Linked DNA regions of Homo sapiens: all the other regions are linked to region 3. The links are chromatin loops, found by intact Hi-C in ENCODE. Cell type or tissue: heart right ventricle. All regions are shown on one strand. Links, peaks and the distances in the headings refer to the core of each region. The heading gives the core; the rest is flanking DNA.

Evidence for each region. A loop is a pair of places that touch in the nucleus more often than their neighbours do. Peaks named below come from ENCODE experiments on the same cell type or tissue, not always from the same donor. Only the 100,000 strongest peaks of a DNase experiment are listed, where the experiment ranks them.
Region 1: it touches region 3 in a loop (3-fold over the local background); 4 of 110 quality-filtered maps call a loop at or near these places.
Region 2: it touches region 3 in a loop (4-fold over the local background); 14 of 110 quality-filtered maps call a loop at or near these places.
Region 4: a loop joins it to region 3, with 2.7 times the contacts of the local background. A loop is called at or near these places in 13 of 110 quality-filtered maps.
Region 5: it touches region 3 in a loop (5-fold over the local background); 6 of 110 quality-filtered maps call a loop at or near these places.
Region 6: a loop joins it to region 3, with 1.9 times the contacts of the local background. A loop is called at or near these places in 15 of 110 quality-filtered maps.

Annotation. Positions count from the first base shown.
Region 1 is chr11:130,735,663-130,740,546 of GRCh38, forward strand. It overlaps LOC105369575 (a long non-coding RNA gene), which reads left to right. Exons shown (of 4, transcript XR_007062954.1): 4 at 1-3,719. Among named protein-coding and RNA genes, the nearest start is that of LINC02873, 65 kb to the left of the region's middle. In heart right ventricle, for the core only: no CTCF peak of the experiment used is centred there; a DNase peak (open chromatin) is centred at 2,669; H3K27ac peaks cover 2,019 bases.
Region 2 is chr11:130,651,936-130,656,819 of GRCh38, forward strand. No RefSeq gene overlaps it. Among named protein-coding and RNA genes, the nearest start is that of MIR8052, 12 kb to the right of the region's middle. In heart right ventricle, for the core only: no CTCF peak of the experiment used is centred there; DNase peaks (open chromatin) are centred at 1,262 and 2,106; H3K27ac peaks cover 3,729 bases.
Region 3 is chr11:130,520,023-130,524,906 of GRCh38, forward strand. LOC105369574 (a long non-coding RNA gene) reads left to right here and starts at 2,445. Exons shown (of 5, transcript XR_007062953.1): 1 at 2,445-2,586. RefSeq lists enhancers at 1-367, 2,890-3,517. In heart right ventricle, for the core only: no CTCF peak of the experiment used is centred there; DNase peaks (open chromatin) are centred at 325, 2,389, 2,719, 3,083 and 1 weaker place; H3K27ac peaks cover 4,000 bases.
Region 4 is chr11:130,607,150-130,612,033 of GRCh38, forward strand. No RefSeq gene overlaps it. Among named protein-coding and RNA genes, the nearest start is that of MIR8052, 57 kb to the right of the region's middle. In heart right ventricle, for the core only: no CTCF peak of the experiment used is centred there; DNase peaks (open chromatin) are centred at 2,072, 2,442 and 2,762; H3K27ac peaks cover 3,899 bases.
Region 5 is chr11:130,578,408-130,583,291 of GRCh38, forward strand. No RefSeq gene overlaps it. Among named protein-coding and RNA genes, the nearest start is that of MIR8052, 86 kb to the right of the region's middle. In heart right ventricle, for the core only: no CTCF peak of the experiment used is centred there; DNase peaks (open chromatin) are centred at 764, 2,154 and 2,784; H3K27ac peaks cover 2,919 bases.
Region 6 is chr11:130,646,283-130,651,166 of GRCh38, forward strand. No RefSeq gene overlaps it. Among named protein-coding and RNA genes, the nearest start is that of MIR8052, 18 kb to the right of the region's middle. In heart right ventricle, for the core only: no CTCF peak of the experiment used is centred there; a DNase peak (open chromatin) is centred at 2,469; H3K27ac peaks cover 2,743 bases.

The sequences.
Region 1 (4,884 bases), core at 324-4,323, 220 kb after region 3:
TAAACCAAAATAAACAGTTCTGAGTACCCCTTTTAATCAAGATGTGTGAAAAAATGTGGAAGCTCATCCTTGGAAGAATAATAATAGAAACTAGCTTTATTTATCCTGGGTAAGAGACGTAAGAGGAGATGATGGGATCACTATCCCAGCACATGTGAAAGACGGGAACAGGCTTGTCCTGGGCTGCTCCAGAGGGTGGGTGGTACAGGATTTTTCACAGTCCTGGAGAAACTCAGAGGCTTCCTTGGCTGACCACTTTTTTTTTTCTCTTTTTCAGCTTTATTGAAAAACAAATGACAAATAAAAGTTGTATATATTCAAGGTATACAATGTGATGCTTTGATACATTGTGAAATGATGACCTCAGTCAAGCTAATTAAGATATCCATCACTTCCTGGAGGTACCTTTGTGTCTATATGTGGTGAGAATACTTACAACCTACTCTCTGAAAATTTGAAACATACAACCCATTGTTATTAACTACAGTCACCTGATGGATAAGAGAGCTCTTGGCTAGTATAAATAGAGCAAGTATTTTCCATAAAAATATGGAAAATAAGCAAGTGTTTTCCATAAATAGAGCAAGTATTTTCCATAAAATATCACTAAAAATATGCAGGAAAGGCCTGAATTAGTTCATATGGCAGATATTGGTATAATCTTTTGGTTTTCAGGATTTTTTGAAGTCTAAAGTGGGCATGCTTACAATAAATTAATTTAAAAGTGGTATCAGTTTTATATGTTCTGCATACAATTTTCTTTTTAAGAGTACCCTGTGGGTTAAAATATATTTACAGAGCAACCTCTCCTAACAAAAGAAAATTTCAGACCATTAGGCTTGGTCAGATAAATGAATGTTAGAGGGGCAAAATCAGGTGTAGCAAAGATTAGTCCATTGCAGAAAGAAACTAGGACTGTGCCTCTCCAAATAGGAGAGTACCAAAGAGGGTACACCCCTGTACCCCAGGGGTGTCTAGTAGTGTGCCTTTGGGTCCTAGAAGATGTAGAATAAGTATGGTACATCATCACAACAAGTAATTTAGGACTGTTTTGCAATAAAACAATCAATATTTATTATGCAGTTGATGCAATACTCACATATATTTTAAATTAGATGCTCTATGAGAATTTTCCAGTTGCTAATAGCTAGGCAGGTGACCCTCCTACATTCCCCTAGGATACTGTGTAGACAAGTTTGTATTGACAAAAATAAGAATGTAGACTGAAGAGCAAAACTGTTGGGTTCAAATCCTGGCTCTGTGACTTACTAGTTATATAACCCTGGGCAACTTAACCTGTTCATGCCTTAGTTTCCTCATCTCTGAAATGGAGATATTAATAATAATAATATTCACCTCATGGGGTGATTGAAAGAACAAAATGAGTTAATTTTAGTGTTTAAAGGAGTGCCTTGCGTGTGGCAAGTACCATGCAGATGCTCATTAAATAAAAGCTTGAGAACTATGAATGAGCCTCTCCGAGAAGGTCAAGAATGGGCACATAGTCTGGGTGATCATGAGCAGAGGCTGGAAGTGATGCATTCTGTTGAAGGAATTGTTCATGGGGTGGCCACTCCTTCAAAAGGAATTATAAAAATCTAAGACTTGAAGCTGAGATCCCCCACCTGCTGGGTGGTGTTTGATGGTCTAAACTGGGGGTTTGCAAACTCTTTCAGCAAAGGGCCAAGTAGTATATCCTTTAGAATTGTGGGTCATCCAGTCTTTGTCACATTTGTTCAACTCTGCCATTGTAGTGTGAAAGTAGCCATGGATGATATATACCTGAATTAAATGGACTGTTGTGCTGGGCTGGGGCCACAGTCCATAGTTTGCTGCTGCTTGTCTAGATCCTGCGGGGCCTGAGCAAGTGAGCTGGAAATAAGGTGGCTGTTGAGGGGGCTGAGGAGCAACAGGAAGTGAGAAGGGAAGGGAGATGGGTGCAGCACCACTACAATGCCACTTCCTTCCTGGGGTGAACTCACTTAGACTTTGAATAGGTTCTCTGCAGAGATGACTGAGACACTTGGAGCCATGCGCCTGCAGAGACACAGTGGGGGACCATGTTAGAAATGGGAGTAACAAGTCATTCATTCTTACTATATGTTTCGTTATTGCATGGCAAAGGCTTTGAAAAGAAAGCTGAGTCTTTTATTTTCCTGTGAATCAGCTCCGAGCCCCTGGAACAATGTTGTTCATTCTGCGGATGCTCAGCAAGCCCTTGCTGACTGTCTTTATTTCTTCACCTGCAATAAGATCCCCCCAGGCCCATATGGAAACGTAAATGTTCTTGAGGGACTAATTCAGTGAGACTCTTCCAGGGGAAGTTCAGTCCTCCTGGGAAGTGATTACACACTGATGGAATTTTTGCACACTGGATGGAAAGATGATCTTTGCCTCTTGGCTGTGTCACAGTAATAAGTGGGAGACTGATTATTTCTAAGAGTGCAGCTCTTCCCGGCACTGATAAGAATGGAATGCAGCGCTACCATGGAGATTCGGGTCACTAATTAGTCCCAGAAGCCTCTAGGCCTTGAATCACTGTTATATTAATTATGCATCAAATTAGAATGTTTGCAAAGGCTCAGAGCCAACTGTACTGCAGAACCCGGTGACAGCATGGAGAGATCAAGGAGTGTCCCGCCCAGCACACTGCAGGGACCAGCAGACAAATCCACGCGGCCTGCCTGAGCGTGCAGTGACCCCGCCTGATCTCTGATACAGCTGTTCGCAACTCCTGCCAGAGAGCTTGTTATCGGCACAGGGTGGACAAAAGAAGGAAAGGAAGAGAACGATGGCTTCCCCTCAGTTCCATAATCTAAGCTCTACTGCGGTAATATCCAGCTGAGAAAAGACACAGGACAATCATTTGGGCACTTTATTTCCATGGTAACAAATAGAAGATTCTTCCAGATGTTTGCTAACATCGTGGAGGTAACATGTCTGGACCGTTGTCTGATATTCAGTTTTTATAGCTGGGGAGACATGGCTTTAGCTTTGGGTAAACTATTCTATCTCTTCCTCCTCTTCCTCTGCCTCCTTCTCCTTCTTGTGTTCTCCATGAGCATAAAACCAAAATATACTTGATGCTTTGTTGTAAAATAAACAGATGATAAATAGCAGTCTCTGTGACTGTTGGGTTATAATTCCATCGAGGGCTGGGGTTGAAGTCATAAACCACAAGAAGTGAAGCATGACCCACAAATAGCCTTCAGGATGGAATTACAGCCCCATAATTCAGAGTAGCCCTTTGAAAAAATAATTCCTAAACCTAGCTATAATTTGGGGAAAGAGCCACGACAGTGGTGACGTCTTCTCTAATCAGTTCATCAGTAGACAAATTACTCCCCTTCGTTATTCTGATGATATTTATTAACGTTGGGGTGAGCACCCAATCTGTTTTCTAGGAGGTTACTGTTGAAACCAGGTAGCAGTCGCCCAAACAGAACCAAAGAAAGGGAAACTGGAGTCTCACAGTAAGAAAGTTCTCACCACAGATGAAGGTCAATGAGCATGAGGTGAGAAGAGACATTCATTACTTTGGAACTGATGAGAAATATTGATTCCTGACCACAGGAGTAGTGGCCGAGTTTGTTTTGCGTGGAGTGTGGCATAAATTCCGTCCCTGTTCTGCATCTTACTACTTCTCTAAATGTCTTTGCTATTTTCAAAACTGATTCTGCTTGATCTCATAATTCATTAAAGCAAGTTGATCTCATGCACCCCAAGAGTTATGAGAAGCTTTTTCATGATGGTTCTTGCATGATGAAAATAAATTCTCATTTATTACAGAGAAAATAAACCGAACCCAACAATTCTGTAGAAGGTGAATGTTTAAATGGCAGTTTCTTGTGATCATAAATTAAACCATCAAAATCCCATAAGGTTTCTCTGCAGCCTAGATATTAAATAAAACAACAAACATGCAAGGACTGGCAAGTGGTAAGGGCTTAATACATGGTCATTCACTACCATAATTTGTACCATAAAATTCAGAAATTCTTTACATGCTTTGTGTGTTATTATCTACTTTGTCAATGACGCTGAAGACATGAGGAGAACAAGGGTCTCATCTGACGCATTATGCCTTTCCACATAGACAATGTAGAATATTATTTAAAACAGAGTCTACAGCATGAAGAAAATAGAAGCAACAGAAAACAACAAGCTAATATATAAACTATTAAGGCAAAATGGACAAAGAATATGATCATTTAAAAGTCGAGCTTATTGAGGTATAATTTGCAGATATGCTTTGTGTTTAATTTGCTCCTTCTTTCCTAGTTTAAGGTGGAAACTTAGATCATTGATTTGAGATATGTCTTCTCTTTCAAACACAAATATATAAAAGTGTGAATTTTACTCTAAGTACTGTTTTGGCAACAACACACACATTTTGATATGTTAGGTTTTTATTTTTGCTTTGGTTCAAACTATTTTCTAATTTTTCTTGTGATTAAGTTTGAGAATTTAACAATAGAAAACAGAAAACAAATACTTCGTTATTGATTTCTATTTTAATTTTGTTATGATCAGAAAACATGCTTTGTATGATTTAAAGTCCTTTAAATTTATTGAGCCTTATTTTTTGACCCAGATATGATCTTTCTTTGTGAATGTTGTGTCTGCATTTGAAAAGAATTTGTGTTCTGCTATTGCTGGATGGAGTATTCCATAGCTGTCAGTTAAGACAGTGGTTAGTGGTTCCATTTATCTTCTATGTTTTTCTGTATGCTTGTATATCTGAGAAAAGGATGCTGAAATTTCTAACTATCACTGTGAATTTGTCTGTTTCTCCTTTTGGTTCTGTCATTTTTTATTTTATTTGTTTTGACATTGTTAGGTATTATTAGGTGCATGTACATTTGGAACTGTTATGCACTCATG
Region 2 (4,884 bases), core at 437-4,436, 130 kb after region 3:
GGGAGTGACAGGAAGATAGACTCTGATTTCCCCATGAACGAGGATGAGATGAGCTAGAAAATGATGAAGAACTTCCACTCCAGGGTAGAGTTGATTTGTCTATAAGAATAAAGATTAATTTCTCCCATACTCATTCTGCCCTCTGCTCATCTAGTTTTTTTTTTTTTTTTTTTTTTTTGAGACGGAGTCTCCCTCTGTCGCCCAGGCTGGAGTGCAGTGGCGTGATCTCTGCTCCCTGCAAGCTCCGCCTCCCAGGTTCACGCGATTCTCCTGCCTCAGCCTCCTGCATAGCTGGGACTACAGGTGCCCGCCACCACGCCACCACACCTGATTAATTTTTAATAGAGACAAGGTTTCACCGTGTTAGCCAGGATGCTCTCGATCTCCTGACCTCGTGATCTGCCCGCCTTGGCCTCCCACAGTGCTGGGATTACAGGCATGAGCCACCGCCCCCGGCCTGCTCATCTAGTTTTTAAGAGAAGTTTGTATTCCCCTTATCCTTATGAATGTAACATAGGCCTTATTTCTTATGAATAAAACCCTTGTCTAATTAAGTTTTCTGTCTGGTAAAAACAATGCCAAAGGTATAAATGTCCCTTCCCTCCCAATAATAGACCTGTTGATTGAGTAGGTTTATTGTTGTTATTATTATGTGATGTTAATGCACCTAAGCAGTGTCTTAGATTGTCCAAAGAAAGCATCAACGTATCTCAGATTATCCATGTTTCGTACTTTTTTAAAAAAGAAAGTAAGACGTGGTTTGATATTTTTGCTGAAATCACCCAGCAACCATCTACAACAAGGGATGGTGAACTTTCTATAAAGGGAAAGACAGTAAATATTTTAGGCCTGGCTTTCATGTGGTTACTAACCGAACTACTACACTGCTGTCGTAGCATGAGGGCAGCTGTAGGCAGCAGTAAATGAATGAGCATGGCTGTGTTTCAATAAAACTTTATTCACAAACACTGGCAGTTGGATTGGCTTTGGCCCAGCAGTTTGTAGTTTGCCAACCCCCATCTAGATGTGGAGATTCTGAGCTATGGGCATACAGTCTTTGGGGTTGTAAGTCAGTCTTCCCAAGATGAGCTTTTATGTACACTGGGAAGCTGGTGTTGTAAGGGGCCTCAGATAAGCCTAGACTGGTATGAAATCTAGTCCCACCCTCTCATTTTACAGATGAAGCAATAGAAGCTCAGAGAAGTGAAGCAAATCACCCAGAATGAGGCAACAGAACTCATGCTCCTGACACTGAGCCAGGGCACAGCAGTTGCTACATACTTTCTTTGAGTACTTCCAGTATGTTTCCAAGAGCTTTAACAATAATAACACCTAACATACAGATGTTTGCCAGTTTATCATTTAGAATGGTGAGAAAATATATCTTGTTTTATATATGAACAAATTGAAGCTCATAGACTTTCAGTGACCTGCCAGTGGATTCAGCTAGTCATGGATCTAGACACAGACCCATGCCTTTGGACTCTAAGGCTGGCACTATTGTGCTGTAGAAACACGTTCTATAGATAATGCCTCAGCTGCAGAACAGAAGAAGTAGAGAGAAACTGGTAACTTGCCATTGACTCGGTAGCTTTGGTTCTGAATGTATTTCTGGGTAGAGCAATAGAGGGGATCCCTCTTGGTTCCGTCTTTGAAGATTTGATGCTGTGAATTTGGACCTGGCCTGGCAGCAGATCTTAAAGTGACCCCTGCTCTTGAAGTTAAGGATCTCTAGTACTTCCTGGTGCTGCCCCATTAAATGCAAGAATCTGGCATCTACGTAAAACTTTTTTTTTTTTTTTGCATACGTTTTCAGGGATTAGAGAATGCAAGGCACTTGCTGAATAGTGGTCATTAGGTATGGAATAATTCAGGTAGACAAGCTCAGCTTTAGAGATGCTCCCTGCAGCTTTTTTCCTCCCGGGGGAGAGAGGTGGAGAGTAACTGTGTCTTGGTGGTCAGGTACACCTAGCACAGTACAGGGTGCACAGACAGCAGGACACTGCCTGGTTTATATCAGTCCCACCCCTTCCACCCTCTCAGTGACACTCAGTGACACTCTGCCAGGGCAATGGTGCCTGGCGACCTCTTCCCACTCACATTCCTGAGCACTGCTGAACCCAGCCCAGCTAAGCAAAGCCTGCCAAGCAACTCGGCACACAGAGTGCAGTGAACTGCCTAGAAGAATGCAGGGACTGAGGCCAAGGTCTGCTTGGCTTTGTTATCATTTATTTTGGTGTATTTATTTAATTGTATTTGCAATTTCTTCTTCATTTTCCTTCTTTGCTCTTGGATGGCACGTGACAAGGACTTCCTGGCATCACATCTAATTATACTATTTTTAAATTTTCCCTTCACGCCCCATCACTGGCAAATGTTTTTCAAAAAACTTGATGAGATTAAAACTAAATTGACCAGATGGCTTCTTTGCACCTAATTAACACAGTCCACTGGTGCCAGATTTCCAGGGCACAGGGACCCATTATCCTCATGCTTACTTCCTTGAGCTGCACCACTCTGTTCTGCCTTGTATATTTATCAACTCTGGAAATGGATTTAAGGAAATGCACAGGTGTTACTGAGCTAAGAGGAGTCTTGGGGCTTTAGGGTTTGGCAGAGAAATGCAGCAAAATGTGCTGGGAAGAGTCCCTAAGTTGCATGAAGGATCATCTTTTCATCTTCCAATTCTGCTTCCTAAAGCCCAGCTAACAAGGAGAGTAAATGGTCTAGAACTAGAAAGCTAGACCTGGGTTTCATGTTCTGTCCCTGTTGTGTTCATTGTCCAAATTTGTTAGAGGGTATGAGAATTTTCTGGTTAACACTTAGATTCATGCATCCATCCCATATTTTCTAAGTTCCTCTAACATACCAGACACTGAAATAACAGCTGGGGATATCATTACAAATAAGACAGGCAGTCTTTGCCATATCAGAACACATAGTCTATTTGGGGGAAAATATTAAAAAAGGTAGTTCAGGTGTTGTTGCAACCACTTCTTTTCCTTCAAATGGTAGTATTCCATAAACTATAAGGCAATTAAGAGATTTGGAGTATGTCTCTGCAATATCTTCTCCGGGGCCTACAGGGTCATAAGCCTCTCTATTGTTGACAGCCGTGAATGGCCCAGCATCCAAACCTGCCTATGGAGCTGCAGCCCACTTCTCCACTGGATCCAAGAAAGGAATACAGAGGAGCACTCCTTTCCCCACGCAACACAATGGGTTGTGGTACATACGTGACGTTCCTTATGGAAGAGTTGTGGTGATCTCAGAAGGAAACATTCCAACTCAAAAGGACAAAGCCTGAAACTGTACTTAGAACTTCCTATTTTATTACACAAAGGAAAGAGACTTTATCTTGGGCCTTCACAAGGAAGACATCCTTCTCCGACCTGGCTGTCAGGTTCACTTTTATATTCATGTGTATTTCTTCTTTAAGCCTCTCAATCTGCCACCTCTCAAATGTTTTCTCTGGAAAAATACATTTCCTCCACTGGCTGAGGCTCTAGGTTCTTCCTTTCAATCTTCAGTCTCAATTAGCATTAACTAGATGAGCACAGATGTTCACTGACTCTAAGTTTCTCAGGCTACACAGCCCATGAGTGAGTGTGTAAGTAGATCCTGTACCTACCAGTGAAATTGTGACCTGCTGGTTCCCGACTTAAGTGGTATGTTAGCTAAAGATATCACTCTAAGATAAACATAAGCTTTTCTTAGTGTCCAGATAGTTAAATCCCATGATGGAAAAATAATATTTCTGTATTAGCAGGCCTTTCTGGCTTAGTCCCTTGGGAATGATAGGACCTCATTAGTGGGTGAAAGGGCCCCAGGCTCTTTCCTGTTCTGATCAAGCCTGGAAGAATCACACCACAGTAACTTCAGTTTTTAATGGTTATTCTATTTATAATTTGGGAAATAATTACAGTTCTGATTAAATTATGTTGTTTTTAGTTTCCCTCAAATGGGAGGAGGAAGACTGCAAATTTGTCTCACTTCAACAATTTGTACAAATTATTTACTTACCGTTGTTATAATTAACCCAGAGGAAAAAATACAGGGTTCCATGATGTGCACAGCTGGGGACATCAGACATGATCTGGCAAGAAAGGGAGAAGGTTCCTTAAAGAGTTGAGATATAAAAAGTAACTAAGCGTCTTCCACTTCCAGTCAAGATGGAGTAATGGGGATTGGATTTACCCTCACACTTGACCCAACTACAGCACTGGACAAAATGTATGAAACAATGACACTCAGGACATTGACCATCAAGTGACAAAGGAAAAGTAGGAGGGGAGCCCTGTGATTACTCCAGCTTGCAACCTGCAAAAAATATTCAGGTCACAGTGCAGGTAAGAATCAGATGTTTCCTTGAGTTGGGAAGACAAAATTAGGAGTCCAGGGAAGCCAAGGCAGCTAGAATTTCCACAGAACAACCACCATAAATGAGAGATCCAGGCAGAGAGAATTCCAGAGATATTCAGGAGATTCCTGTCAAGTACTCCGTTGAGCGTGAATCAGGCCATGCATGTGAGAAATTATCCAAGGCTGGGGAAAGAATCACCTTGAGAGGATTAGAGGAAACAGTAACCGAATGTTACAGACAGTCTGTTTCCAAAAGCCACAGTTGAAAACCCGATTTAAGGGGCATCAGCTACAATTCTAAGAAGTGTCTTACCTCAATAGTGGGAAAAATTATCCCTAGGCTAAATGCAGCTCTGGTCCCAGCTAACGAAGTTTAAAGCAAGTCCTGAAAAGACCAACTGTTTTTGAGTAACCTAGCCACATTCTAGAATCAAACTTAAAAATTGCTCAATTTTTCCCCAAATCTGATTAAAACTGCAAAGCCACAGGCCTAAGAAGTTCAACAAATCCTAAGCACAAGTA
Region 3 (4,884 bases), core at 302-4,301:
CTGCTATAGCACAACGCATCTGAATGTGATGGTGAGTGGATGGAAGGTTCTGCAGGCTCAGAAAAAGACTGTTAAGTGGGCCATGTACTTAACAGCATTGTTTTTGTCTGGGGTGGAGGCGGCAGGATATCCCGAGAGGGACTGTTGTGTGTATCATGGTGTGTGAGGTGTAGCGATCTGGGTGTCTGTGTGAGGCCTGGGTGGAGGCCTGTGCACGTCTTCTGTGTGTGGTCTTTCCAGCCTCACACTCACGGAAAGCTCTGGTTTGGATGTCACTCTCAGCATTAGAGGCCTTTGGGCTGCTTCCAGCGGAGCTGGTTGGTGTTGAAGGATTATGGGTGATGGCTGTGGGAATGGCACCGCCTGCCTGGCCTTGGAGGTGGCTGGTTTCCTCTGTATCCCTGGGGGTGGGCAGTGGTGTCACAAGCTGTGTGGGAAAGGAGGGCTACTCGGGGTGGAGCACAGGACAGCTTGGGTGTTGCCTGGGAGGCGTCAGGGAGGAAGGCAGACGTGGGAGTCTTGGGGAATAAGGAGAAAAGGGTTTGAAAACCAGGATAAGGCATTTATCCAGCACTTGGCTGTCTTTATCTCTTAAAATTAAAGCCAGGCCTCTCCTGGAACGTTCCACTTGGGATTCTGCTGGGAAATTAAAAAGACTGGGGAGGGGTGAGTGGTGAGTTGGACTTTTCTGCCTCAGTTGATTGTATATGTGCTGGGTAGGGTGACCCAGAATTTTGGTATTTATTCATTCATCAGTTAGTTTTTGAGTGTCTGCTGTATCCTAAACACTGACTTAAGAGATATGTAAAATAGAAGTCATGATCCCTGCTCTAAAAGAGCTCACTGTCTAGTGGAGAATGCAGACAAATAGACAGATGATCATATGATATGATAGCATCTTCATTTATTCATGCTGAAAAAATCAATAGTTTATATACTATTGATATAATATCCTTGGAGCTATATATATGTGTATATATATGTGTGTGTGTGTATGTGTATATATACATATATATATATATGGTATATATATAAATGGTGTATATATATATATATATATATAAAATTCTCACATGGCTATAAAGGACTACCTGAGACTGGGTAATTTATAAAGAAAAGAGGTTTAATTGGCTCATGGTTCTGTGGGCTGTATGAGAAGCATGGCTGGGGAGGCCTCAGGAAACTTACAATCATGGCAGGAGGTGAAGAGGGAGCAGGCATGTCTTATATGGCCAGAAGGAGGAAGAGTGTGAAGTGGGAAGTGGCACCCACTTTTAAACAACCAGATCTTGTGAGAACTCACTATCAGGAGAACAGTAAAGGGGAAGTCTGCCCCCATGACCTAATTACCTCCCACGAGGCCCCTCCTCCAACACTGGGGATTACAATTCAGCATGAGATTTGGGTGGGGACATAAATCCAAACCCTAACAAGGACAATGGCAAAGCACTTGGAGAGACATACGTAAGATATACATTATATATACAGTACTTGGGTATATGTCATATAGAATACATATGTAATCTTCAAGTGCTTTGCCATTGTCCTTGACATCTACCAATTCAGATAATCTCTGCAACAACCTCTGCTAATAAGTGGCATAGCTGGACTTGAACCCAGGCACTCTTACTCCAGGGTTCATTTCTTTTATTAATTAATTAATTTTTATTTTTAAGAATTAACAGATATGGGGTCTCACTACATTGCCCAGGCTGGTCTCAAACCTCTGGGCTCAAGGGATCCACTTGGCCTCCCAAAGTGCTAGGATTACAGGCTTGAGCCACTGCACCCAGCCTCTATTTCTTAATTACTCCCCCATACAGTCTCTCAACAGAGGTGGGTACAGGGTGCAAGACGAGATTACATATATGAATAGAGTCAGCTCTCTGTGTCCATGGGGTTCCCCATTCATGGATTCAACCATTGGCAGATCTAAAATACAGTATTCTTGGCATGCAGAGCTCATGGATGCAGAGGGCAGATTGTTTCCATATGAAGGTTCACAGGGCTGAGTTCTTGAGCACCTGTGGATTTTGGTATCTGGGGGGTCCTGCGGATTTTGGTATCCTGGTCCAGACCGCTGCAGATACTAAGGTATGACTGTATTTAACTCCGCTTCAGCGAGTCAGGCGAGGCTTCACAGAAAATGCATTATCTTGTAAAGACTAGTGTTCCCAAATTGTGTCTGCATCGTGTTGGGGCTGGGGAGTGGGAGGGCAGTGGGAGGTAGTCTAAGTAAGAGAGCAGAACTGCCCAGGGAGTGGAAGTGAGGGAGAGCAAAGCACCTCATTTCAGGTCGGCCCAGGGCTGGCCCAGGGAGCAGAGTGGCTCCCGGAGGATCCAGCCCAGGCCCTCCCGCCTTACGTCAGAGAAGGCTGAGTCACGGCTCCTATCAGCTGACTGTCGGCCAGGCTCCAGGCCCTCCTGATGACAGCAGGGCTGAATCCAGCCAGTGAGGGGACAGAGGGACAGCAGGAGGGAGGGAAAGGTATAGGAGGTGGGGGTGGGGGTTTCAGCCAGTCTCTTTCCCAGCAGTGATGCCGTCTCAGCCACCAGTTCTCTGCCAGCGGGGTCAGCACAGGCATGGTGAGGGGGAGAGGAAGGAGCTGTCTGTAACACTGCTTAACCTCTGGCACGTGGAGTCTGATTGCCTGGGTCAGCTGCTATCTGTGTCTTGTTTAGCATCCTTTCTCCTGTGTGTCCTGCCCTCTGGCCCATCTGTCCAGCTGATGGTGGGGTTTGCAAGCAGAGGGATGCCTGTCTCCCAGCTCTGGCTGTGTTGCTCTAGCCCAACAGATGCTTGGAACAAATAAACAGGCCAGCAAGTCTTGGAGAGGTTGTCAGGCTGAGTTGAGACATGCTGTCCCTTTTGAAAGCTGTTGATGTACTTAGAAGGATCAGCATCTGGGGCCAGATCATCTCTGACTCTACATTAAAGCCAGAGTTCTCATCTTCTTCATAATGATGGTATGTACTAGTGTTTAATGCTGCATTCTTTTCAAAGTCCCAAGATCACCAGCCAACAATTAGTTAACTGGGGCCCTGCAGTCAGGGTCTTGGACTCCAAGTCCTGAGTGCTTTTCCTGGCCAATGCAGATTCACAACTTCGGGGGTTAGTCTCGAGAGCATTAGAAGTCCCTCAGAAATTGTGAGCTGTGAGGGGACTGACTGTGATTTCACTGGGGTTACATGTCCCTTGCTTCTTTTAGGAGAACAAGCTTGGGACACTATTGGACACACTTCTGAGGGTTTGGATCAGAGGGGCAGGGGCATATGGAGGACTGATCCCCAGAGTCAGACCTCAACCATGCTGGGGTGTAGAAATGAGCCAGGCTCAGGAATCCAGCAGACACATGCTTTTGAGCACTGCCTCCATTTGGCAGGTCCTAAACTTCTCTGAGCCTTGGTTTTCCTCCAGGTAAAGCGGGTATGGCATACATGATAGTGCTTGGCGTTTTGTGAGGATGCACTGGGTGAGCATTCAGCAACTGTAACCTCCCTTCCTATTTCTCCCTGGCTTGTTCCTCAAGTCCCTTCTTGCAGAAAGACCACAGCCAATCTCGGCCCTTTTCTTCTCCCTTGCCTTGGCTGCCTCTTGTTCATGTTGGTCGGCACTCTTAACCAGCCCCCTCGTAGTCACCCGTGAGATTGAGCACGTGGCTGCCGCACAGCCCCCCACAAACACGCTGGTAGGGGCTGAGAGGCTTGAATGAGACAACTCCGATTCTGTGCTCAGCAGCTCGGTGGCCGGCCTGTTGGGTGCATGTTAACTGTGATTATTGTTATGCAGGACTCACGAGGGAAAACTTCAGTGACTCACAAAGTCTTGGGGTTGGAAGGGACCTTTGCCATCATTCTTCCCTGTTTCCTCTTTTGGCAGATGTGGTCTCAGAGGCAGAGTCACTTCACATCTGGGAATAAATCCCAGTCCTACCTGATTCATTCATTTATTTCACCCACACTTATTGAACACTTGCTGTGTGCACTTGCTGCTCCGAGTGTTGGTATATGACACAGTGCCGGCTGCTAAGGAGCCCATGGTCTACTTAAGGGGACAGACACGTATGGGATGCAGTGCCCCGGGGTAAGTGCAACAATGCTAGTATGGGGGGCATTTGGAGAGCGTAGAGAAAGAGCCTCCCATACACCCTTGAAAGGCCAGCAAGTGCTTCCTGGAGTTGATGGTACCTGAGCTAAATATTAAAGAAGTAGAAGCTGGTCAGATTATGTGGAGGTTGCTGGGTGTGAGCCCACAGTGGGTAGGTTTGCTATTTCTGGTGAGAGAGACAAACACAAGTATATTCAGAGAACTAAATGGTTTCCTGGCTGCTGCACCTGGATTCTGGAGAAGTAGATCTTGAGTGTGAGTTTCTAAAAAATGAGATAAGTTAATGATCTGTAATCTCAGCTACTCAGGAGGCTGAGGCAGGAGAATCGCTTGAACCCGGGAGGCGGAGGTTGCAGGGAGCCAAGACCGCACCACTGCACTCCAGCCTGGGCAACACAGTGAGTGAGACTCAGTCTCAAAAAAAAAGTTAATTGGTAGAGTGAACTTTTCCTCCTGAATGGGGCCTTGAAGGCATCATAGGGCATGGCAAATGGGTTGGGGTTGCCAGGCCTTGATCAGATGACTGGTGGAAACTGGCCGTGGGCTTTGAGCTGTACTTCTTGTCAGACTCTTCCCTGTGGATTACAGAAGAGCGCTTATATCTCCCAATTCACATTTGCTAAAAACGACAACAACAACAAACCAAAAAACAAAACAAAACAAAACAAAAAAACGAAGAATCAAACAAACAAAACACTGGAAGAAAAGGGTAAGGAACAGGGCACCAGATAACCAGGTTGTCTTTGAGTGTGCAGAGTGTGTGGCTGAGTGTGAGC
Region 4 (4,884 bases), core at 313-4,312, 87 kb after region 3:
CTAAGCCCAACACGGGGTTGCCTGGTCTAGGGGAACTCACCCTGGGGAGATGTCACCCTCTGGCAACAGCTGACTCTATTTATTCAGATGAGAACAATTTTCTCTCCTTTTGCACTTTCAACAAGCTTGACTTGAGGCTCCCCCATTGCTAGGCTGCCAAAAGCAATAAAAGGCTGAGGAGGAGGTGGAGGGAGGGTGGGGGTAGACGCTCCACGGTAATTGAGCTGTCAGCTGAGCCCTGGGGCTTCCTGGATCTGGGGTGTCTCACAGCCCACATGGGCTTGTTTGCAGCAATAGGGAAGGGAGCCGTTTGACTTCATAATCACTCAGAGAGATAGCGGTGCTCAGGGCAGGTGGGGTGGGCCTGGGTGGAAGGCGCTGCTAACCAGACTCCCATGTTGTCGGCTTCCTTCTGGTCTGGGCTGGAGCTGCCTCAATAGTTTGAACAGGAAACCGAACTGTCACATGGAGGTGGTGGGTGGGGATCATTGTGGGGTAGAGGGCCTCAATGCTGTGTGCTCTGTGATGTGCCAAAATGAGTAAGTCAGGAGACGATGTCCAGGTACACCCCAAATCTGAGGGCCCAAAGAGCAGCTTGGCTCTCGCCAGAGCATCCCTGTTTGTTTTTCAGTTTTGCTGGCTTTTTGCTGTTCTACAGTAGTGACTCTTGTGGGATTATTGGGCTATTAGTTCCCCGGGAGGAGGGTCCTGGAGTATCATTTCTGCCAGCCTGCCACCGTCCGGGTGTCTTGGGTGAGAAGACAGGTATGCACTCTGGGCTGCTCTGAGTGGACCTGGCTGCCCTGGGGCTGCAAAGCTGGGCCCCTTTCACCCGGGGACTTGGATGGCTTGGGATGCTATCAAGAGTGGGATGCAGAGGAAGGCAGTGAGCAGCTTCCTTAAGGGAGGGTCACAAGGACCCACATCACTATCATTTGGAAACAGTTTATTGTCCCAGTTTGGCATTCAGCTGCTCTGCTTGCCTTCCCCTTCACACTCATTCTCTTGTCCTTCCCCAGTCCTCGCTCAGATCCAGCATCCCCCACACCTGGCACCACAGGGGCCTTTGCTCACACTGCCCCCTCTGCCATGATGGCCCTTTCCTCGTGTCCAACCACACCCATGGATCACACTCTACTTCCTCCCTAATTCCTTCCTGAAACTCCTCTGAGACCTCTCTGGCTTCCCTGTCCTTTCCTCATCCCTCACTTACAGCACCAAGACCCCTCTGTCTCCTGTCAGTGGCTCAGGAATGGCCCTGCGTCTCCCGCTAGATTGAGCTTCCTGAAGGAGAGATTCTCGCTCTCTCACGCTGTGCCTCCTTCACACGCCTAGCACAGGCCCTGTGAGCAGGTGTGCAGCAATTCCCTGTGTGGGTGAGACATCCCGCAAGCAAGCATTAACATTTGCACATTTGCATAGTGCATGATAAAGATGGAGCTCCTGCTCTCGGTAGCTCTTCATTTGGAACAGAGGGCTCTGATGGGGGCCAATGAATAAATGAAAAGGCCCTATGTATGGGTATGCCTTAAACCCGGTTTGTGGTTGTTGGAGCAGGCTTTCTACCAATGCTCCTGGGGCTCAGTGATAGTTCTGGATCACCCATATTGTCTTGTCAGTCTCACCTGCAAATTTCTAGTTTGAAAGTCTTGGGAAGCCTGCACTAGACACCTCTGTGCTAATCCTAGAGGGGAACCAGCTTAAGAAATAAGCCACCACCTTTGATGGGACCTAAGTCCCTAGGTCACTGTCCAGCAGCACCACTTGATTCCTAGCTCTGGCCCCAGGGGTTGATCTCAAAATAAATTTCAAATCATAGTTGATGGGAAAAAAAAGAAGATTGAGATGAAATTAAAAATAAATGGGAATAGCATACGGAAGTATAGGGAGGGCAGAGCTGGGGCCGGGGCCCCTGGGTGCTTAAAGGAGAAAGATGTTCTTCCCATGAGAAAAATCATCTAAGAGCATCAAATAAGCCTCTTGTGAGGGATAGAGACTCCTCTGTCCCCAGACTCCTCCCACTGAGAAAGTGGGTGGCTCTAGACTTGTGCTGGCTCCTGATGTAGGGCTCATGGGCGGGGCTCAGACTCAGGGCTAGTGAAGGAGGCTGAGAACAACCGGGACGTCATCTCAGAACATCTTTCGCAACTGGATTTAGAGATTAATTGAGGTAAAGGGAAGAGATGCAAATACTTCTCCTCCTCCTTCTATCGTCTCTACCCTCATCAGCTTCCAAGCTTGGGAAAAAAGTGATTTCTAACCATCTCTCTTCCTTGTCCAAGGCTCTTTGGAGAAAATAAGACACACAGGGTCAGAGGGAGGGTAGCCCAGCCAGGCGGGTGTCCCAGCAGAGACTGGGCAGGAGCCTGGCAGGCACACCCTGTCCAAGGCAGCCTGTGCTAGCCCAGGAGTGGGAGGCGATAGGAATGGGGGTGCTGTGTGCTGCCCTGGGCTCAGGGTGACACCCCTTTCCCTGAAAAAAACGTGTTATGTTATTTGACCTGAGGGAACACCCTTTAAGAGACTCCTGAGACCCAAACAAAGTCCTTTATCTGCAAACCAGAGACCTTCTTTGGGTACCCGCCAGCAACAGAGATCTGAGCTGGCTAGAGAGAGGGTGGCGGAAGCCCAGTGCCCGTCTTCCTTGAGTCCCAGATGGGAGCTGAGGCTTCTAGGTAGGGGTCAAGAGGCTTGGATTTGCCATGACCCCATGTGGCTTTTGACTGCAGAGCTCAGAGACGGCAGCCCACTGCCAGGAAGAACTCTCTTCCAAGTTCGGGCTGGCTCAGGGCCCCGAGGACTCTGTCCAGGGAGCCATGGCCTGTGGACCACAGAAATGGTCAGATGCTGTGGTGCGTGTGCTGTTGAATCAGAAGCATTGCCAGCATGAAGAATTTTCAAAGCATGCCAAAGCATTGCCAGCATGAAGAATTTTCTCCACTGTACAAGTCCCCCTTGAATTTTGTCTTGACCCTGCCCGCATTTTCTTAGTCACTGACATTTATTTTTCATCTCTCTGGGCTCAGAAAATCAACTCTCTTAGGCCCACTTGGTGTTTGAAGTGGGACAGGATTTCCAGGACGCCTGCAATTCAGAGGTCAGTAGAGGAATGAAGGAGTAGAATCTGAGCCTGAACCCCCCAAAATTCAAGGGGGACTTTGTTACCTTTTTGTAGTCGGACAGACATTGAAGAAATGCTTTTATGTCCTGGGTTTTCCAATTGCTATGACATGCAAACTCTTCTTAATGAAAATTTTTTGAGTGTGGGTTTACTTCAGGCCCTGGATCCTTTGCCTGGATTTCTTTAGATTGGCTTCGGAGACTAAAGCACGGGGGAGTTACTGCTATTATTTTCCTAAACCCATCACAGACAGGGGCATGTTTCCTGACCTCAGAGAGAAGTAAAGAGATCCTTTCTGTTTTTTGAAACCCCTTCTGTTCCCTAAGGGAATGAGACTGGCTGCCATCTCCAAGATTGCACGTATGCAGCAAGAGAGACAGGTGGGCCTGATTTCTGCAGGGCTCCAAAAGGCCAAACTGGGACTGACAGAAAGATCCAGGGCTGGCCGGGGTGAAGGGCTGTTAACTGGCTCTGGAACTAGGCTAGGTAGAATCCCTTGAGATCTTCCAGAGGGTATGCTGTCCCCAAATTCCATCTTTTTCCTTCATCTTGGAGGGTCTGGCTTGGCACCCCTGAACAGCTTTCTAGGATTGAAATTTCTGCTTCCTTTTTTGCCCTTCTCCTCCAACCTTTGAACCTTGTTTCTACTCCATGACCCACTGAGCTCTCTGGGTTTTCCATTTTAAAAACAAGGCCCTTATATTAAGAATGAAAACCAGAACCTCTTCTGGTTGTCACATGTGCTTCCAGAAATAGTGCCCCAATACTATTTAAGACCCTGAAGTCAGAATTTCCAAGGAAGCATCTGGGGTGGTCTCCAGGGGGTGAGGTGCCCTGCAGTGGCCTGGGAGATAGCTCTGCCCCACCTTTGGGACCACATGCTCCTTGGGAAGCTTGGACTGTCTCTTTCTCTGGGTCCCATCTGGCTAGTTTGTCAGCTGAGCAGCCCCTGGAGGATGCAAAGAAAGATTTGGCCCTTAACCGAACCAGGGATCAGCCTCCGCTGCTGAGTGCTAAGAGATTTAAGGATCTGGTGTATCCCAGAGGTTAACAGTAAGAGCTCTGCAGTCAGACCCACCTCTGCACTTTCCAGCTATGTGACCTCAGAAAAGTTCTTTTATTTTCCCTGTCTCTAAATCCTCATCTATAAATGGGAGCTGATAATATCTCCTCATAAGGTTGCCATAATGATTAATAAAGTAGCATAGAGGAAATGCTTGGTAGAGTTCTGGTCCACAGTAAGTGCTCAATCCATGGTAGTGGTCAGCACATATACGATTACCTATAGTGATGCTTCTTTCTGGATGTGCACGAATCTTTGTAAACAAAATAGGAAATATTGGACTTGCTGTGTCTGTGTCACTTCTAAATATCTTGTTTTGTTTCAGTGTCCAGCCCAATGCCTTGAACCTAGGAGATTCTCACTAAGTATTTGTTGGATAAATTAAGAAATGAACTGCTTTGATAGGTGGGAAGGGAGGCAGCCCACAGGGTGCATCTCTAACTGCTTCTTTGGAGAAGAGACTATAAATACCGCCTGCTCTAGCCCTCAGGCAGTACCATATCTGAGGAGTTTGCTTAGTAAGTGCTCGCAGTTTTCAGCAGCTAGAGATGTTGCTGAGCCCAAGAGTTCACATGGGGATGGGGGTATTGGGAAACCTCACCATTTCTGCTCTGCCTTAACCCAGGAAGGCCTTGTCACTACAATGAAGACATTCCCAAGCCACTCATTTTGCACATGCCTATGTGAATGGGCCTATTGA
Region 5 (4,884 bases), core at 593-4,592, 59 kb after region 3:
AATATATGGAGGAGCTGGGACGAGATGTTTAAGATTGTTTGCAAAATGCAGCATCCTTCCACCATCCCAGTTCCCATGGCTTTCAAGAGTTTATTTCCAGGGTCTCTGAACAATGAAGCAGCCTCCTCACATCTTCGCTCTGACTACCAAAACTTTTAATAGAAACCTGGTAATTCCCAGCAACCACGGGCTCAAAGGCAATAATCTGTTCACTAGGCCCCTTCCCCTAATATTTCTTAAGCCACCAAAAAATCTGGTGAAGATCTCCAAAGATTTTCATGATAGAAACATGTCCTGGGCAAGCCTAAGAGTTACAGCTACAGCCTTGGGTCCAGGTGCCAAGGTCAGCCTTGCAAAGTTCTAGTCCTGGCTTCAGCTGAGATCTTTGGGCCTCCTTCCCTCTCCGAGAGGCCCTCCAACAGTTGGAGACACGAGGACTTCCGCCTCCCACTCTCCTCTGCCTTCTCTTCTGTTTGCCCAGTGAGATCTGCTTCCACTGCCAAGTCCCCATGTGGCTTGTGGCTCACACTTTCCTAGGAAGGGAATGGGAACCGAGGCCTCAAGCTCTGACGGCTGGGCCAGGTGGCTGAGTCTCCTTTGCCATGTTCAGGCAGCTGGCTGGCTTCTTTTCATGCACACTCAGTGGTCACCTGAGAAGGAAGTAGAAGTGTATTTGATGTCTTCATAGAAATTCATTGTCCCCTGTGCTGGGGTGTGGGGGTGGGTCATGCTGGTCATGCTGGCAGAGGGTGGAAGTGTTCCAGCAGAGCTCCAAGCAGATGGCAGCATTGAGGGGACACCTGATGTGGCTCAATGCCAGCCTGCAGGGCACTGGAGCCACAGCAAAATGATCCCGGCACCGGGGATGGGTCCTTGATTCCTGTCTTGGTTCTGTCATTGCCTGGCTGCGTGATTTTAAGCTAAGATATTGTCTTAGTCCATTCAGGCTGCTATAACAAAATGCCTTAGACTGGATGACTTATGAACAAAGACATTTATTTCTTACAGTTCTAGAGGGTGGGAAGTCCAAGCTCAGGTGCCAGCGGGTTGGGTGTGTGGTGGAGATTTGCTTTCTGCTTCACAGTCAGTGCCTTCTCTCTGGCTCCCTGGCTCATATATGGAGCCCTCTAGCTATGTCCTCAGATGATGGAAGCAGCACTTTGGGGTCTCTTTTATAAAGCACTAATCCCATTAATGAGGGCATCACCCTCAAAACCTAATCACCTCCCAAAGGCTCTACATTCTAATACTATCCCATTGGGGATTAAGTTTCAACATATAAATTTTGGGGGGTACAAAAACATTCAGACCATAACAACTATGAATTAAGGTCTTTTCCTCTCACTGCTCAACAGTTTTCTTTAAAAAAGGTCTTTAAAATGCCCTTCTAGACTTACTTACACATAAGTTTTTAAAAAATTGTACATGCCTAAGAAAGGAAACTTTGAGTAAAATAGATTGAATAAAGTATTCCTAAAACTTTCTCACATTTGGAGTCCCACTTTTCTGAATTACTTTTTGGCTTAGTCATTAAAAACCATATTTTCTCTACAATGTCATCCTGGGTGCTAGGTAAGTCTGTGATGACATGTTGATGGGGGTCACAGGAAGGGAGGGACCCAGAAATGCCCAAGGCCTGCCTCACTAATCACATTCCCACCAAGCCTTCTAAGATTCCCGAGGCAGGACCCACTTAAGGAGCAGTAGTTGGATAGGAGTAGAAGCATCACTTGCCTGTCAGCACTGATAACTCTGATCAAAATACTTAGAGGCCTTGTCTTGGGAGGCCAAAATGAAGATTTCTACTTGGGCTTTAAATCTCAATTCAGGACTACCCTGTTCCCACAGGGTGTCGGGTATTAATGTGGGAACCTGGGGTATCTAAAAGGTAGCACTGTCTGTCCTATGCCATGAGATGTTGCCCTACCAGAGCATGAAATCTTGGTTTTCTGGTTTCTTCATCAAAGGGTTAGCTCAGAGCACCATAGATAGCCACAGGCTATGGGACCAGATCCATTCTCTGGACTGGCATGGGTGCCGATTGCTGAGCCAGGGACAACAGCTTGAGTCTCAATTAGGGGGCTGGGTCAGACAGCCAAAAGGAGATGCCTGAAAGGGAGTCAGTGATTCAGTCGAGTTCCATTGTTTTCTGGAAGAGGAAGGCTGAGCAGCATTAATGGCCACATTCATTCTGCAGACAAAAGAACATTTGGTGAGATGATTCACCCCCTTCCCAGCCACGCCTCCCTTTATCACTTCACAGGATGCTGTACAGACAGAAGGTATTTAAACCTGCTGGCTTGGGCCCAGTTTCCCATCCCACTCTAGATACTCAGTGCTCTCTTTCCTTTTCATCGTGGGGACCAGGCAGGGAAGTGGGAATAGGCAGGTATTAGTCCTGGGAAGTAATCTTTCCCCCTAAATCAAGAAAGGATTCAAACTTCATATTCCTACGTGGCCTTGAGGAACCTTGGCTATCATTTCTTGCTAAGTTCCCAGGAATAGCTGAGAAACTACTTAAGACAAGCTTAGGGTGATCCTAGCCATCTGTACTTATCCAAACAAATGAAATGAATTAGGACACCCTGTGAGGCCAAAAAGATATGAATATGGCTGTATTTCAAGGTGGCTATCACCATGGGCTCTGGAGCCACAGAGATCTGAGTCTGACGCCCGGCTGTGCTACTTATTCTGTGATTCTGGGCTCTGAGCCCTCTTTAAACCTCAGTTCCCATCTCTAGAAGGGGACAATAACAGTGCCTACCTCCCATGAGGGTTAACTGAAAGATGTGTGCATTGAAGTTCTCAGCCCAGTCTCCCAGACTGGAGTCCCTTAAGCACTCAATAGACGACAGCAGTTGTTATTCCCGAGGGTGGGAAAGGGTGAAGGCGGATGACTCAGCACACAATTAGGCATTTAGAGAAGAAATTCTTGTTTCATCCTATTGCCTTTTCCCCCATGGCACATTTTGCTAATGTCTTTAAAATCTTGACACAGTGTGGTGTCTTGCCTAAAATGATATAATAATGAAGCCACTGTTGGAATGTGGTGAGGGCTGGGGTGTGTGTGTGTGTGTGTGTGTGTGTGTGTGTGTGAATATGTGGTGCCAAATTGGAGAATAAGGATAAGTTTATTAATTCTTTGGTAATTGCAGGCAATAATTGCATTACTGTGACAGTCCTACCAGGAGATGAAATTTGCCACTGTGAGGATCTGTTTTTCTTCTATTTTCTGGATTAAGATGTCAATGTTTTTAAAGGTCTCAGGCATCTTCCCAGCCTTAACTGAAACCAGTAACTACAGAAATAATTATGTTTCTAGAAACACCAACAGGAACTCAATGCTGGTTTCTGTGTAAGAGCCTGTGATCTCGACTTGGTCTCTAGCCCATCTGTGAAGGGAAATATTCTAAAACTTTATTAAACTCCTGTCCTTAGGATGCTGGCATTGGAGTTGTGGCTAACAGTAGGTGGTGTTAAGTGTAAAGAATACAGTGAGAAGCCTTTCATGCCAAACAGCCCATCTTTTGTGGGTAAACAGTCTGCTCCTGAAGAATAATCCAGCTAGCTGAGATGAACTGGAAATTCACATCGCAGTCTTCATTACAGCTGAACTCCCAATTGCATTCCAGAGATGGCCTGGGCTGGGTGAGAGAGACTGATATTCCTTATCTGAAAGTTCCAACTTCCATTGCTGAGGCCCCAAGAATAAGAAAAAAGGCTTTGAAAAAATCTAAGGAAAACTGAAACGCCAAGAAGTTTTTATCAGAAAATCATTCTGATATCATTCTTTATCAGAAAACCACAGCTCTGGGAGGGACCTCAGAGATGAGCTAGTAACCTAGTTCAAAGCACTGATTTTACAGATGAGAAAGCTAAGAGGCAGAGAGGTGAGACGCTTAAGGTCAGTAGAGACTAGGACCCAGGTGTCCTACTGCTGGTCTGGTGCTCTTACCATCTGAAACCAGTCATCACCCGTGTGCGGGTTGCCTGCTGTGTACAAGGGTATTCCCACCTTACAGCATGAAGCTGACTATGTAGTTCGACAAGCAGGGCACATATACACCAAGTAATAACAATTGGAGTCACATGTGATGAGTACCATGCCTGTGATGGAGCTGAGGCAGAAGAAGGTGACATTTAATTTGCGATAGCTCAGACAAGCTTTACCGAGAGATAGGGTTTCAGGGGGTGTCAGGAAAGATGTTTGTGATTTGGGTGAGAGGAAAGAAAGTCCATCTAAATAAGAAAAACACATCTTCAGAAGAGCAAGGGTAGGAAAGTAAGAGGAATGTTTGTGAGCCAGTGACATTTTGGTAGAAGAGGTAATTTTTGGCCAGGCGCGGTGGCTCATGCTTGTAATCCCAGCACTTTGGGAGGCCGAGGAGGGCAGATCACAAGGTCAAGAGATGGAGACCATCTTGGCCAACATGGTGAAACCCCGTCTCTACTAAAAATACAAAAAATTAGCTGGGCATGGTGGTGTGCGCCTGTAATCCCAGATACTTGGGAGGCTGAGGCAGGAGAATTGCTTGAACCCAAGAGGCAGAGGTTGCAGTGAGCCAAGATTGGGCCACTGCTCTCCAGCCTGGGTGACAGAGCAAGACTCCATTTCAAAAAGAAAAGAATGTTAGAATTGGGAGAGACGTCACAGATCATCAAGCTCAATTTCCTCATTTTACTGTTGAGAATATTAGGTCCAGAAATTTCAGCTGGCTTGTCCAAGGTTTTATGACTAAGCATGGTAGGGTGGATTAGAACCGCTGCCCATGACCCCTCATCCAGATCCTTTTTCACTACATATGCTGACCTTAGGGGAAGTGATGACAGAGACAGAAAGATCACAGAGGACCTTGCATCAGATTCAAGATATTTGTACATTAA
Region 6 (4,884 bases), core at 566-4,565, 130 kb after region 3:
AAACAATGTTTTATCATTTCCCCTCCAGGCTGGTCACAAGCTACAAACTGGATCATTTGACACATCTCTCGTGCACTCGAAACTCAAATTGAAACTCTGCCATTTTAACCGTACAAAGTAAAATAACTTTTCAAAGCCCCACATATATATTTTTCTGATTCATCCTTTTGATATTTTACTTGGACCAAAACCCGAATTCACTTGGTTTCCTCCAAGCACATATTTGGGCTACTTCCATCATTGTTCTTGGAAATGATTTTTCCTTTAGACATAGTGTACACTGGATATACAACCTGGTCAACACCATCACAGGCCACAGCAGTGACTCCCTCGTGGGCTGTCAGGAGCATCCTTAAAATATTATGTCTCCACAAAGGATGAGCAACTGGTTAGTTGTGCAATGTTCAGGAAAGCGTGTGTGTGTGTGTGTGTGTGTGTGTGTGTGTGTGTTTATGTCAGCAGGAGTGAGCTTTGTGTCTGCTGGGGAAAATGCTGGGTAAGCATGTTTTTCAGAGGGTTTGCAGAATTTCTGTGGCTTGTTTGCTGATATGAACGAATGACAGAATATGTTTTGGGAAGATATGTGGGTATGTTTTCATTTATCTTAGGGAGGAATCCTAAGTACAGGAGACTTAACATTGGGAGACGTTGTGTCTCCTGGGTGGTGTTGGCAGGGGCTATTTGTTAGGAGAATATGAAAAGCTCATCAAAACTGGGCAAAGTTTTACTTTATTGTCTTAGAGGAAGAAAAATCAACTTGTTCCACTGGTATGGGATTTGACCACGGCAGCTTCCAGGAACTGGGATGGCCTGTCTGGGGCAGGAGCAGGGAGAATGGAGCCAGCTACGTGGATTAGTCCATTTTGCATTGCCATAAAGGAATGCCTGAGAGTGGGTGATTTAGAAAGAAAAGAGGTTGATTTGGCTCATGGTTCTGCAGGCTGTACAAGCATGGCAGCAGCATCACTTGGCTTCTGGGGAGGCCTCAGGAAGCTTTATTCCCAGTGGAAGGTGAAGGGGAGCAGGTGTGTCACATGGTAAGAGAGGGAGCAAGAGAGAGGAGGAAGTTCCAGGCTCTTCAAAACCCCCAGCTCTCATGCGAACAGTGAGAGCTCACTCATTCCTGTGAGGGGGGCACCAAGCCATTCGTGAGGGACCCACTCGCATGATCTAGACACCTCCCACCAGGCCTCACCTCCAACACTGGGGGCCACATTTCAGCATGAGATTTGGAGAGGACAAACTTCCAAACCACATCACTATGCTTTCACCTGAAGTCAAGCTGCCAAACTCTTTGTTGTCCCTGGTCATCTAACGAGTCCACTGGCATGTACCCCACTCCTTCGTGTACCCCATTTCTGGCCCAAGCTCCCTCACATCAGGTTCCCACCTCCTCACCTGCCTGTGGCTGATCTTTGCCCCTTCTCCCTTATTCTTGGTCCCTTCTTTCCCAGTTTTCTCTCTCTTTGTGGTTGGTCCTGGCTATCTGCTTCTCCTCTCATTGTCTGCTCCACTGCAATCCACCCCATGCTTTTTTATTTCTGCCCTGATTTTTCCTACTGCTTCCTACCTCTGTTCATCTTAGGCTCTGCCTTCCCCATTCCCTTACCTCCCTTCCTCCCCCAGGCTCTGGGTCTGTGTGCTCTAATGGGAGCCTAGGTGAAACACCGACAGGGGAGGACGACCACAGTAAAAGACTCAAGTAAAAGAAACACCATGGGCATGGTGGCTCATGACTGTAATCCCAGTGTGATTGGGAGGCCAAGGTGGGTGGGTCGCCTGAGGTCAGCAGTTTGAGACCAACTTGGCCCACATGGTGAAACCCCGTCTCTACTAAAAATACAAAAAAAATGAGCCAGGCATGGTGACACACACCTGTAATCCCAGTTACTCGGGAGGCTGAGGCAGGAGAATCGCTTGAACCCAGGAGGCAGAGGTTGCAGTGAGCCGAGATCGTGCCACCGCACTCCAGCCTGGGCAACAGGGAGAGACTCCATCTCAAAAAAAAAAAAAAAAAAAAAGAAAGAAACACCATGGCGACAGGCAGGAGCAACTAGAATCCCTTGAAAGAATTCAAGTTCCTTTAATGTAGACTGTTCCTAATACACAACGGGGTGATCAGAGCCAGTGAAGCCATACTGCTGCCTCTGGCTCATTGCAGTCCGTTTTTAATAAAGGCTACAGCTGGACACAGTAAGCAGAGGAACTCGAAGTTCCGCCCAGTGCTGAGATTCTATGGTTTGCAGGATATTACAGCTGTAATATTTTAAATACTTTAAAATCATGAATACGTATCAGTTTTAATTGATCCAGGCCTAATCTTAGCTAGAAGGAAGAAGGCCCGGCCACTATCTGAGCTCTGTTGAGCTATTTGACAGGCTTGCCTGTCCTCTTGGCACTGCTGCCGCCGGAGCCAGGGAACTCTAGCACACCCAGAACTTTCACGGAGGCCAGAGTTGCTGCTTTCCAATTCCTCCCACAGTTTAGGGAGGCGATGAGATATCGGTGCTCTCATTCCATGTTGCTGTGACTTCCAAACATCATAAAGCAAACTGAGAATGGCCCTGGCCGAGCCGTCAGCCCCAGCCTTGCTGTACTTCTGGTCCGGAAGAGACCGGATGGGAAGCCTCCAGGTTCTCAGCTAGGGTAGGTCGTATGCACCTGGATGTCAGCATCTCCTCTAGTTCCTGAGGGGCCTCCTTCCTAGGCTCTTCCACCAGAATCCAAGTTGCTACCAGGCACAGCACTGCATATATTTCTTGGCTTGACTAGCTTTTGCCCAAGTGTGATGGTTAATTTTTCTGTGTCAATGTGGCTAGACCACCATACTCAGCTATTTTGTCAAGCACATCTGAATGTTGCTGTGAAGATATTTCTCAGATGAGATTAACATTTAAATCACTAGACTGAGTAGATCACATGAAAATATGGGTGGACCTCATCCAATCCTGTGAAAGCCTTAAGAGCAAACACACTGACATCCCCAAGGAAGAGGAATCTCAGCCTCCAGACGACCTTCAGAAACAAGACTGCAACATCGACTTTTCCTCAGTCTCCAGAATGCCAGCCCATCCTGTAGCTTTAGGACTTGCCAGTCTCCACTGTCCTGTGAGTCCATTCCTTAAAATAAATCCCCCCAACGCTGCTGTGAGTGCACGCATGCATGTGCACACACAAAGACACACAGACACACACACACACACACACTATTTGCTCTGGGGGGCTAATATGCCAGGTGAGGCCCAATCTAGACACAGCACAAGGTGGTCTTTCTTTCATTGTTTAATTTATTGCTGCCACAAGATCCTTAAAGCAACTCATTGAGTGTCCAGGATTAAATTAGCTCTTGGATGGTTGACTGCTGGTAACTAGGAGCTATCGGCCTTTAGGGTGACCAACATCCTGGTTTGCATGGGCTGAGGGATTTCTTGAGCTGTGGGAGCTTCTAGGGGTAAAACTGGGAAACCTAAATAAATCAGTCAACCCAACCACTTCAGCAATTTGGGCAACTGGGTTTTTTCCATTCAAATGCCTAAAATTTTTGAGACTGCACCTCTGGTGTACTTACTAAGAAACTGTTGTGCCTAACGTCTCCAGATCTTGGTTGTTGATGCAACAAGCACACAACCCCTGTCACAGACATGCCATTTTAAGGCCCTGGTGTTGCATCCAAGAACCACTCAGAGCCTTACATAAACATATCTTCTAATGTCCCCAAAGCACTTTAATGATGAGTGTGCCTCTTGCCAGCAAGCACATTTACATGCTGGCTGTGGAGTATTCTTAGGATTCTCACTGCTGGCTGCCACAAGCCACGGCCGACCCTGCTTAGGTTCTTTTCTGTGCTTGGGAGCCACAGCTGTGTATCTCTGAACCCTTCTTTCTCAAATGCTAGTGCTCTGTGACTTCCAGTTTTCTGGCAAATTCACCGTTGCCCGGCATGAGCCCTCCAAGTGCCCTTCTTGTGGTTAGCTCCAAAGCTGAATGTCTGTGTGCAAGCCCCTTAATAGAATCTAGACAAGATCAGGCCTCTCCCTCTGCCAAACCCCTTTCTGTGTGGACACAGTTTCTTGACGGCCCAATCTGTAAGACTGGACAATGGAGAAAGTCAGCGTTTAAGAGGTTAATGCCCCTCGCCCGATTGCCCCACTTCTCTCCTTCCTGGGTGGTGTGAGTTGGGGCCTCTCAGAGACTGAAGTCTAGAGGGCCCTCAGGCATTCAGGCCCTCCGAGCCCAAACAGTTCCACATGGCATGTGGGTTTTGATGTGAGAAGCTGCACATAGGAGATGAGTGTGTTGCTATTTATCAGACACTAAACTCCTTGCTCAGAAAAGCCAAGCCCCTGCACTCTCGCCCCATTAGAGTTGCTGACCATGAAACATACTCATCCGCGGAGCCACAGATAACTGCGGGTGGAAGTTGAGACCCTCGATGACCTCTGTGGCAGGTACTGTGTCAGGCACTCCACTCTGGGCAGTAGATAACACCACCACCATTTTACCAATGAGGAAATGGACTCAGATTAAGTGGTATGTTTGGTGTCACAGTAAGCAAGCAGTGAAGCTAGGCTTTGATCCCAAGTTTCTCTGACTCACTCCAAAGACCAGAGTCCTTCCTCTGATGCTTCACAGCTTAACAACATGCAGATACATGACATGTTCCAATCTCAACTTCATCCTCTGTGGACTCAGAATTAGGATGGCGTGATAGATTGTTAAATATGACCACAGATTCCTCCCATCCCCGTGTGCATGTCCTGTGCACGGCAAGTTTGCTGTTTCTGCCACCATGAAGTGGAGGCTTACTTCACTCCTTCAAACTGGGCTTGGCCAGGGAGCTAGTTTTGGTGAACGTGATGTTAGCAAATGTGATGGGACATGAGG